Regions from separate parts of the Homo sapiens genome. Here regions 1 and 3 are each linked to region 2. A link is a contact called in ENCODE Hi-C or POLR2A ChIA-PET data. All regions are on one chromosome and are shown on one strand. The core of a region is the stretch at or near the end of the contact, and the rest is flanking DNA. Distances in the headings are between cores, read along the strand shown.

Evidence for each region. Hi-C counts contacts between places; a loop is a spot of excess contacts on that map. ChIA-PET counts read pairs that join two places held with the same protein, here RNA polymerase II (POLR2A). Pooled maps may share reads with other maps.
Region 1: a map of MCF 10A shows a loop between it and region 2 (7-fold over the local background). The contact joins two enhancer-like sites. A Hi-C loop is called at or near these places in 27 of 168 maps with a recorded cell type or tissue (A673, GM12878, HCT116 and 19 more), 27 of 37 single-sample maps with no recorded cell type and 26 of 50 pooled maps.
Region 3: a pooled map shows a loop between it and region 2 (2.6-fold over the local background). The contact joins the promoter of AGPAT4-IT1 here to the enhancer-like site in region 2. A Hi-C loop is called at or near these places in 4 of 168 maps with a recorded cell type or tissue (A673, HCT116, MCF 10A and 1 more), 9 of 37 single-sample maps with no recorded cell type and 11 of 50 pooled maps. POLR2A ChIA-PET finds 5 or more read pairs at or near these places in 1 of 52 experiments (RWPE1).

Annotation. Positions count from the first base shown.
Region 1 is chr6:161,091,035-161,093,734 of GRCh38, reverse strand. It overlaps MAP3K4 (mitogen-activated protein kinase kinase kinase 4), which reads right to left. Exons shown (of 27, transcript NM_005922.4): 12 at 2,195-2,356; 13 at 1,592-1,725; 14 at 679-757. Among named protein-coding and RNA genes, the nearest start is that of AGPAT4-IT1, 70 kb to the left of the region's middle. Within about 2 kb of position 1,319, at least 2 of the 41 ENCODE cell types and tissues checked have a DNase peak (open chromatin) inside an H3K27ac peak, as active enhancers do.
Region 2 is chr6:160,929,931-160,932,630 of GRCh38, reverse strand. The region is part of intron 3 of LOC102724087 (a long non-coding RNA gene); the gene reads right to left. Among named protein-coding and RNA genes, the nearest start is that of MAP3K4, 60 kb to the left of the region's middle. RefSeq lists an enhancer at 1,620-1,914. Within about 2 kb of position 1,335, at least 4 of the 41 ENCODE cell types and tissues checked have a DNase peak (open chromatin) inside an H3K27ac peak, as active enhancers do.
Region 3 is chr6:161,160,381-161,163,380 of GRCh38, reverse strand. It overlaps AGPAT4-IT1 (AGPAT4 intronic transcript 1), which reads left to right and starts at 1,399. Exons shown (of 1, transcript NR_024277.1): 1 at 1,399-3,000. All of the region lies in intron 3 of AGPAT4 (1-acylglycerol-3-phosphate O-acyltransferase 4), which reads left to right. RefSeq lists enhancers at 951-1,451, 2,139-2,697.

The DNA.
Region 1 (2,700 bases), core at 70-2,569, 160 kb before region 2:
CATGCATACTTTCTTAATTATGTAAGTAGCACAAATTAATTTTCAGTATATTTTTAAAAACATGCTACCCAAAATATTTTCAGTTAGTTTAAAAGAAAATAGGTATAAACACAAATTGTATGTAATTTAAAATAATACAGTGTATTTCATTTTTATAAGTAAAAGCAAATTAGCTGTCAATTTCCCATAACACAATAACGTGTACAAGCAAAGAACTTTTCATGTAATCGTCTCTACTACTGGGAGAATAAAATAAATGAATTCACACTTTGAGCAATATCATGCTAATCTGATGACACTTATCAGACTAACAGTGATAATATTTAACACGAGCATGATGCTCTCAAAATGATGCACACTGAGGTAAAAGAGCTAATCCTTGTTCTGCCCCAAAGCAGCAGCTATGATGGCAGTAAAAATATAAATCTCACAAATATTTTAGAAGGGCCAGGGTTTACAAACCAGACATTGACTTAGTTGAACACTAATGTTACAAAAAGAAAAAAAATCTTACTCTGCTATGAGGAGTACTTTAATTTCTCAGCATTATCATTACATGATATGCTGAGATTAATATCTCATGAAAAAAACCACTATTACATATAAAACATATACAACCAGAAAATAAGGAGTGACTGGCTTATTTTATAATGAAAAAAACTTTAGAATAATCCATACCAAGAAGTCATCTTCTGGTAAAGCTGAAATAAAGGCAGGTTCAATTGCTTGTAGAAAATCAAATCCTTGAGTCGCCCACCTGGTACACGAAAAAGTTCAGTAATCACATAACAACCAAGAAAACGCTGTAGCAGTTTTAGACTGTACAATACTGAAAAGTAACATAATTATAATTACTATTTAGGACAAGACACTTTTTTTTGCTTGGGTTCAGTAAGTTTACAGCGTGACCTTTTGGAAAGGAGAATAATTTTTTAAAATTTAATTTTGTTTTGAAACCAATGGGAAGCATGGAAGAGGATTTTAGACATGATAGGTGCCATCTGTAATTCAACAATTATTTATTTGTAATTCAACAAGTATTTATGAGTTTTGTAACACAAAGTTCCTACTTTGAATCTCAGATGCAGCAAATGTGTTTTCTCTAACTTGGAGAAATTGCTTAATGACTTTAAGAAAGTGCCCCATGCTATCCCTCCATTACAAATTACAGAACACTCAGCTATTTCTCACACAGTCATGACACTTTAATAACTATGTTTACTTTAGTGGAGCTAGTATTGAGCCTCACAGACGATTCACCCATTTCACCCCTGCAAATTCCAAAATGGTTTCTTAATGAATAAATTTCATGAGGGAGGAAAATACATTAGTCATCAGGAAGACTTGTCAAAGGAGAACATGAGTTCCCTTAAAGGTAACTCAAATTTGGAACAAATTTAAAAAAAAATTTTTTCCCAAGAGTTACGCAGTTTTCTCTACATATTTTTCCATTAAAAAAAACCTGATCACCGAAGAGTTTAGAGTGTTCCCTTCTGTGTCGTCTGCTCAAAAAGAATCCCACAGAACATATATGAACAAATACCACCAAGCCCACATGACACATTTCAGAAACATCCTACTTGGTCATTACCTGGGTCTTGTACCTCTACCACTCTCACATTTAGTCAGGACATAATTCATCCACTTCCGGGCAAAGCTTATATATTTGTCTCCTATCTTCTGTCTAAACTCCCCAGACATCAAACGAACAACTTCTTTATGATACTGTAAGAAGATTTCATGTATATCAACATTAAGGAAATGATCATTAAATAATATCACACACTATAATGCCATGTCTAAAATGTTTTCTAAAAACAAAAAGTGAAATCCAATTAAAATTTCTATATTTTGAATAGTATGAAGAATTATGGAAAGTACAGTGTTTCAAAATGCAGTTTCATAAATGTTTTACTCCTGAGTTTAAATTAAGAATGTGCTTTTATGACATAAAACATCTCTTTAAAGTTTTAAAATGTAAGTAGATGGCTGTTAGCACAAAATAAAAGTTGGACAATTACCTAACAGTTTAAAAGTAAACTAACATCTCTGATATACAGCAGTGATATAAGATGATATTCTTGATTAAGCTATGATTACAATATCAGATTTACTGTAAAAGGTTCCAAAAACTTTCTGTAAGTTATCAAGCAATTACTAAATTGTACCGTGTTTCCTCTTATTTTGAACCTACCTCAAATCCAAAATTGTACCCCTGAATCATTGCTTCTCGGTAGTACTGTTGCAAGGTGACAGATTCAGATTCATCAACCTCAGCATCAAATTCTGATGTGAACATGTGGTCCACGCGGTCAATGGCATTGCTTATCCTGTTGCATAGCTCCAATGCATCATTCTGAAGAGTCCAAACCATGATTAATGCAAAATGAAGCAAATCATACAATACTTACCACATTTTAAAGGAAGATTTCGTTCATCATCACACAGACATTAACCACTACAAACAATTCAGCCACTTGGTAAAGGAATTACCAAATATAGAAGAAATTATGTCATTTTATTTGGCATTCTTAAATAGAAGAGAAAAAAATGCATTTAAAATGATACAGTCTAGTTATAATCTGCTCTTGGAATAGATGCTTTTATCTTCAATATTTTTATACATCAACCACCTGTTGTTTTCTCCTCCTGGACGGTTGCTCAACCATAAGTACGGGTGCAATTCCACAGAGTGAAAAA
Region 2 (2,700 bases), core at 86-2,585:
ATGAGCCACCATACCCCACCTAGAATTTTTTAAAATTGAAATATTTTCCAGTTTTTAAGCATATCAGCATATCAGCTAACTTTAAAGTGTTAATGTCACTGTACTTATAAATTATTGAAGCTTAAACTTTAGAATAGTGGAGGATAAGTTAAACGTAGCAAAAAGATTTCTCCTTTATTACTTCTTTTTTTAAAAAATATTTTTTTTTTTGGCACAAGCTCTCGCTCTGCTGCCCAGGCTGTAGTGCAGTGGTGCAATCTTGGCTCACTGCAGCCTTGTCCTCCTGGGCTCAATCATCCTCCTACCTCAGCTCCCGAGTAGCTGGGGCTACAGGCGTGCGGCCACCACACCCGGATAATTTTTTTGGTATTTTTTGTAGAGATGAGGTCTTGCCATGTTGCCCAGACTGGTCTTGAACTCCTGTGCTCAAGCAGTTCTCCTGTCTTGGCCTCCCAAAGTGCTGGGATTACAGGAGTGAGGCACTGCACGTGCCCTATTGCTTCTTTAAATAAGGGACAAGAGATATAAAGAGAAAACAGGAAGTACCTTCTCCCTCTGTAACTTATGAGGTAAGCAGCTAATTGATCATATGGTAAAGAAGAACCAAATAAAATTAGTGTCTCAAAATATCAGGAGCACTGCTTCTGTGAAATCAGTTAAAGTACATGTCCATATTAGTCATCCATTGATACACATGCTTATTTTCCTAAGTGAATTCTCCACAATTCTGAAAACCAGTGAAAAGATTATCTCATGTTAGTTCTACACAAAACCAAGCATCGCATGTGACTCTCCATGTTTCAAGGCATACACATCCCTTTCCACCGAGGATCAAAGTGCCCTACACCAAGGATCAAAGTGCCCTATGGGAAGCAACTTCTTGCCTTTTAAACCAGATTCAGTAAACAAAAACTGTTTTGCATAGCTGACAAAAGATCACACTGATTGCACAAAACAAGGTCAGCCTGTGGAAGGAAGCTTACAAGGTCAAATGGGGCACGTTAAGGAGGCGTAACCCATCACATTGACTTTTCTGCTGTTAGAATTTTTTTCTGGTAAAAAATACAGGTATCAGGATTCCCTGTGTCCAGCAGGTGTTAGAACAGAGGAAGACAGAGGGCGGCCTCCTGCAAAACATCTCCTACCCTTGCCAGTTTCCAATCCAGTGTCCAGGGGCTGGAGCATCAGGGCTCCCCGTGCTTGCGCTTGGAAGCAGAAACGCCCTCAAGCCCCAGTTCTCTCAGGGGCTCCGACCCACCTACCTGGGGTTCAGCCCCGGAGCCAGCGGCTGGACCGAACGGGGTCGCGCCCTGGAACACAGGGCGGGCGAAGGAGAAAAGCCCAGCTGGCAGCGCATGGGCGAGCGTCCTGCCTTTCCCAGCGGCCTTGGCCTGGCCATCATGGGCTTGCGGGAGGGGTCCGCCCACCCGCGCCCCCGCCCCGGGCCCCAGCCCCGTGCCTGCGCCTCTGCGGAGCGCAAGCGGCCTTGTTCCTCTCCCGCGGGGGACCCTTCGCGAGCTCCAGAAGCATCAGTGTCCTCCGGGCGGCCGCGGGCCCGCTGCGGCTCCCACCCTGGCGCCCCTGGATTGCTCTCCCCACTCTCAGCCTTACGCCCCACTCCTTCCACCCCGAATTTTGCAGCCTCAGGACTTGAACCATCTGCTGGCTGAAGTCACTTGGGACAAAACCCACGACAGGTTTTGGGAGCTGGACACTCCCTCCCAAGGAGGCGAGGGCGCGCAGCGAAGTGTGGGGTGTGCCGCCCCCTGCCGGCCTGGGTGACGTTCGCTTCTGCTTCCACGCTGCCCAGCAATGTCCAATTGGAACGTTTGGAAGGCAAGGCTGAGAATAAATGCTGTTTGCAAATTCCAGAAAAGAAAAAAAAATGTTGTTCTTCTATTTAGCAAAAGGTTTTCCCAGCCAAGCCAGCACTTCTGTGGGTAGTATTTAAGTCTTAAGTGCGTCAGAGCTGTTGCCTGCAGGCGCTGGTATTGCCCAAGGGGAAGTATCAGGACAATGTCTACGAAAACTCCAGGATCTTGGATGAAGCAACCTTTCCACATTAAGTTTGTAGCATAATCTACCAGGTCTCCTACGATTTACCCGTCATGCAAAAGGAGCAAGTTTCTGCAAAACAGGGCTTTCAAAGAGCCTTTTCAGGAGAAGAAAATGTTGGAAGAGCTAATTTGTTGCCTACTTGTTGTTCACTTTGCAACTAAAACTAATCCCCTTAAAGGTATTTATGGGTATGAATGATAAATAATGAAAAGGATCAAAATAGGAATGTTTCATTCACTTTAACCTGGCCCATGCTGTGCACTTCAGGCCCTAGACTCTGGTTTGAACTCTGTGATTTCTATCATTCCTTGGCTTTGTTTGCTTCATTGCTTGGGCTTTCAGACTGATCAGAGTTCTGTGAATACAGTAGGTGCTCAATAAATCCTTAATCTGGGTACTACCATTGATGCCTGTGGCAGTGACTGCAGATGGGCGGGCTCCTGCAGCAGCGAGGCGTGGGGCTAGAGGGCCTGGCTCTGGCATCCAACCCTGCTCCATCTGCCACAAAAGCTGTGTGACTTTGGGGAAGTTATGAACCTCTGCTGAACTCTCTGTGGGTAAAATGAGAGTAGTAGCAATAGCACCTCCCTCATAGGGTTGGAGTGAGGAGTAAATGAAATAACCTGTGTAAAGAACCTGGTA
Region 3 (3,000 bases), core at 150-2,649, 230 kb before region 2:
TGTTTTTTCTTAAATAACACATGATGTTGGGATCCTTCTGGAGTCTGTGGAATTTGCTTTTTAAAGAGGAAAGGAACAGAAGAAGGTTCCTGACCAGGCATTTTTCATCCTCACCTATCACAGTCCAAGAGGAAATGAGTTTAAATTGAAGTCAATGAAATTTGCAGAAATTCACGAAGGTGGCATTTTTAAATGTAAAATTGGTCTTTTTGGGGAAAGTAATGGAATTGTCTTTTTAACAAAGAGGCTTTCAACCTTTTAAATGTACTCAAGATCCCATGAGGCCACTGCTCATTGCAGTGCCTGTCCCCAGAGGCTCTGGTTCTCCTGGGAGCCAGTGCTTCCTGGCATGTGCCAGGGCTCTGAAGGCTTTGGTTGATCTTGGAGTCACACGCTGAACCTTGCCTCCCTGGAGATGAGAGTGACACGCAGTCAGCTGGGGCACAGGTCACTAAGGTGCCCAACAAACCGTGGTGTGCAAGCGCAGGTCAGGTTCCTGAGGCTTCACGTCCCCATTTGCTTATCTTTTTCCCTTAGCAGGTCCCGGCTGGTTGCATAAGAGCATGATCGTTCAGTGTCTGGGTAGCGCCAGGCCCTGGCAAGCACACCATGAGCAGCAGCTATTATTATATTATCAATATTTATCTGCCGGGCCAACTGGGATATTTGTCTTCAGATCCTTAAAGAAGCCATGTGGATTAGTTATCCATGGCAGCGTGATGAGACCCAAAACATAGCGGCTTAAAACAACAAGCGTGTCATAAAGGTCCCCTGCCTATGTGGTCAGGAATCCAGGTGCAGCTGAGCGGGGGATCTGGCAGGGTCTCTCGGGAGGGGCTTGTGTGTGATCTGCCTCCAAGCTTGCTCACGGGTTTGCTGCCCGGCCTCCATCCCTCGCCACACAGGCTTGTTTTAAAACACAGTGTTTCCCGGAATATGGCAACTGCACCCCTGAGGTTGAGCCATGCAAGAGAGAGAGAGCGGGCGCCCGGGGCAGGAGCCATGAAGCTTCTGTAACCGGGACCCGGGAGAGACCTCCCATCCTTTCTATCCATACTGTTGGTTGGAAGTGGATCAGTAAGCACCGCCCGTGCCCCAGGGATGTGGGGTAGGGTGTGCAGGGGCGTGGGTGCCAGGAGGCCAGGATCACAGGGCCCCTTGGCGGCTGCCCACCCCACGGTGACATGACATTTGGTCTGAGACCTTCCCTTGCCCTCTTAGTAAATATGTAATACAGCTGGGCCTGAACACAGATTGAGATGTTGCATTTCTGGCCTGGCACAGTGGCTCATGCCTGTAATTCCAGTGGTTTGGAAGGCCAAGATGGGAGGATGGCTTGAAGCCAGGAATTTGAGACCAGTCTGGGCAACACAGTGAGATCTCTGTCTCTATAAACATAAATCAATAAATAAAACAAATGAAAAATAGCAGCATTGCATTTCTTTGCACAGAGAAAGGTGAGAGGAGGAGAGTGGCATTATCCCTCCTAGGCAGAGTGCCTGTGCGTGAGGGCGCCCATAAAGCCCTGTGCTGCCTCTTTAAACGAAGGATTTTCGATCATGACAACGATAGCAATTGATATACCTTCAAAATACGTGTCCAGTGAGTGTTGATTGTGTGTGGTTTCTCTAGGAGACCGTGTTCATGCAACACAGCATTATTTCACCGCCTTTACCCCAGCTTCTTCATACACATGCACTTGTCAAGGGCTCTTTGGCTGAAGAGAAGTTAGAAGTTTCCAGATATGGAGGGGTATTTTCAGCAGATATGCCCACCGCCATGGTTTTGTCAGCTCTGTAGGGTGGTCTTGCACCCTGCTCACTGCTGGCATCACCTGAGCCTATGGCAGATACCCAGTGCTGCCCGCCACCATGTGAATTCATCAGCTCTGCAGGCACAGACCTTGCACTAGGAATGGGCTGGGACGCCACCCTCTGCCTCTTACCATTCACTGGGTTTGGCAAGTGTGCTGGGATCTGGAATCACATGGATGAGGAACCCGATAATGGTGACGACCGAGGTAGCAGGCGAACCACTGGCCAGGGCAGGAAGTGGGCAGCTCACGGGACTATGGCTGCACCGCGGGTTCATACCGACTACCATCCTGGAGGTGGGAGCGCATGCTCATCTGTAAAAGTCCGGTCCCACGTTGGACACACCGGGGTCTTCTTCTTTGTTGACCAGGATCCTCTGGCAGTGTCTTTAACAAGCCAGAGTCTGATCCCACCGCTCATAAAGCCAGGGTTGTTGAAAGCTTGGGGCTTCCTCCTCCTCTGTGCGCAGCCCTCAGCAAACGGTCACAGCCTGTGCTGTCTGCTGTACACCGACTTGGTATCATCCCATGAACTGTCCCCCTTTCGTGCTCTGTGCTTAGGGCCCTCTGATGCCCCATCTGCCTGTGCTTCCTGCAACTGTTTAGCAAGCACCTATTATCTATAGGGTGCTGGGGTGCTGGGCGAGGCCAATCGCTCCTATTACTTTCTGCCCTGGGGACGTCCTGTTTTCCCACCTACCCCTGTAACGCCTCTGCTCTGCCTTCCCATCTGCGGGGCTAACGCCATCCCACAAGGGCTGGGCTGTCCGTTCAGAAGAGAAACTGGGAAGGGGCCTTGAGGACCTGTGTCCAGGCAGGGTGGACAAGGGCTTTGTGCAGGGAGCTCCTCTCCCATCTTTGTGTCCTGACAGCCGTGACCGTGACCCCTCAAAGCAGAGCCAGTAGTGATCAGTATCCTGCTGCTTCAAGCCTGCACGGTCCTCTTCTCCTCTCCGCACATCTGCATGCCTGTCAAACCCAGAATAGTTTGGGGCCTGGTAAACAGAGGGAAGTTGGCTGGAGGAGGCCAGTCAGGAGTGCAAGAACCCCGCGTACTCTGTCCCACGTGGATAAAGTCTCTAATTCCAGTCTGAGGTGAATTCTTAGAGAGTGCTTTCATTTAATGTTTGCTTTATGCATTTCCCCTGCAGCTGTGACTAATTGTGGAACAGCATACATTTTGTTTT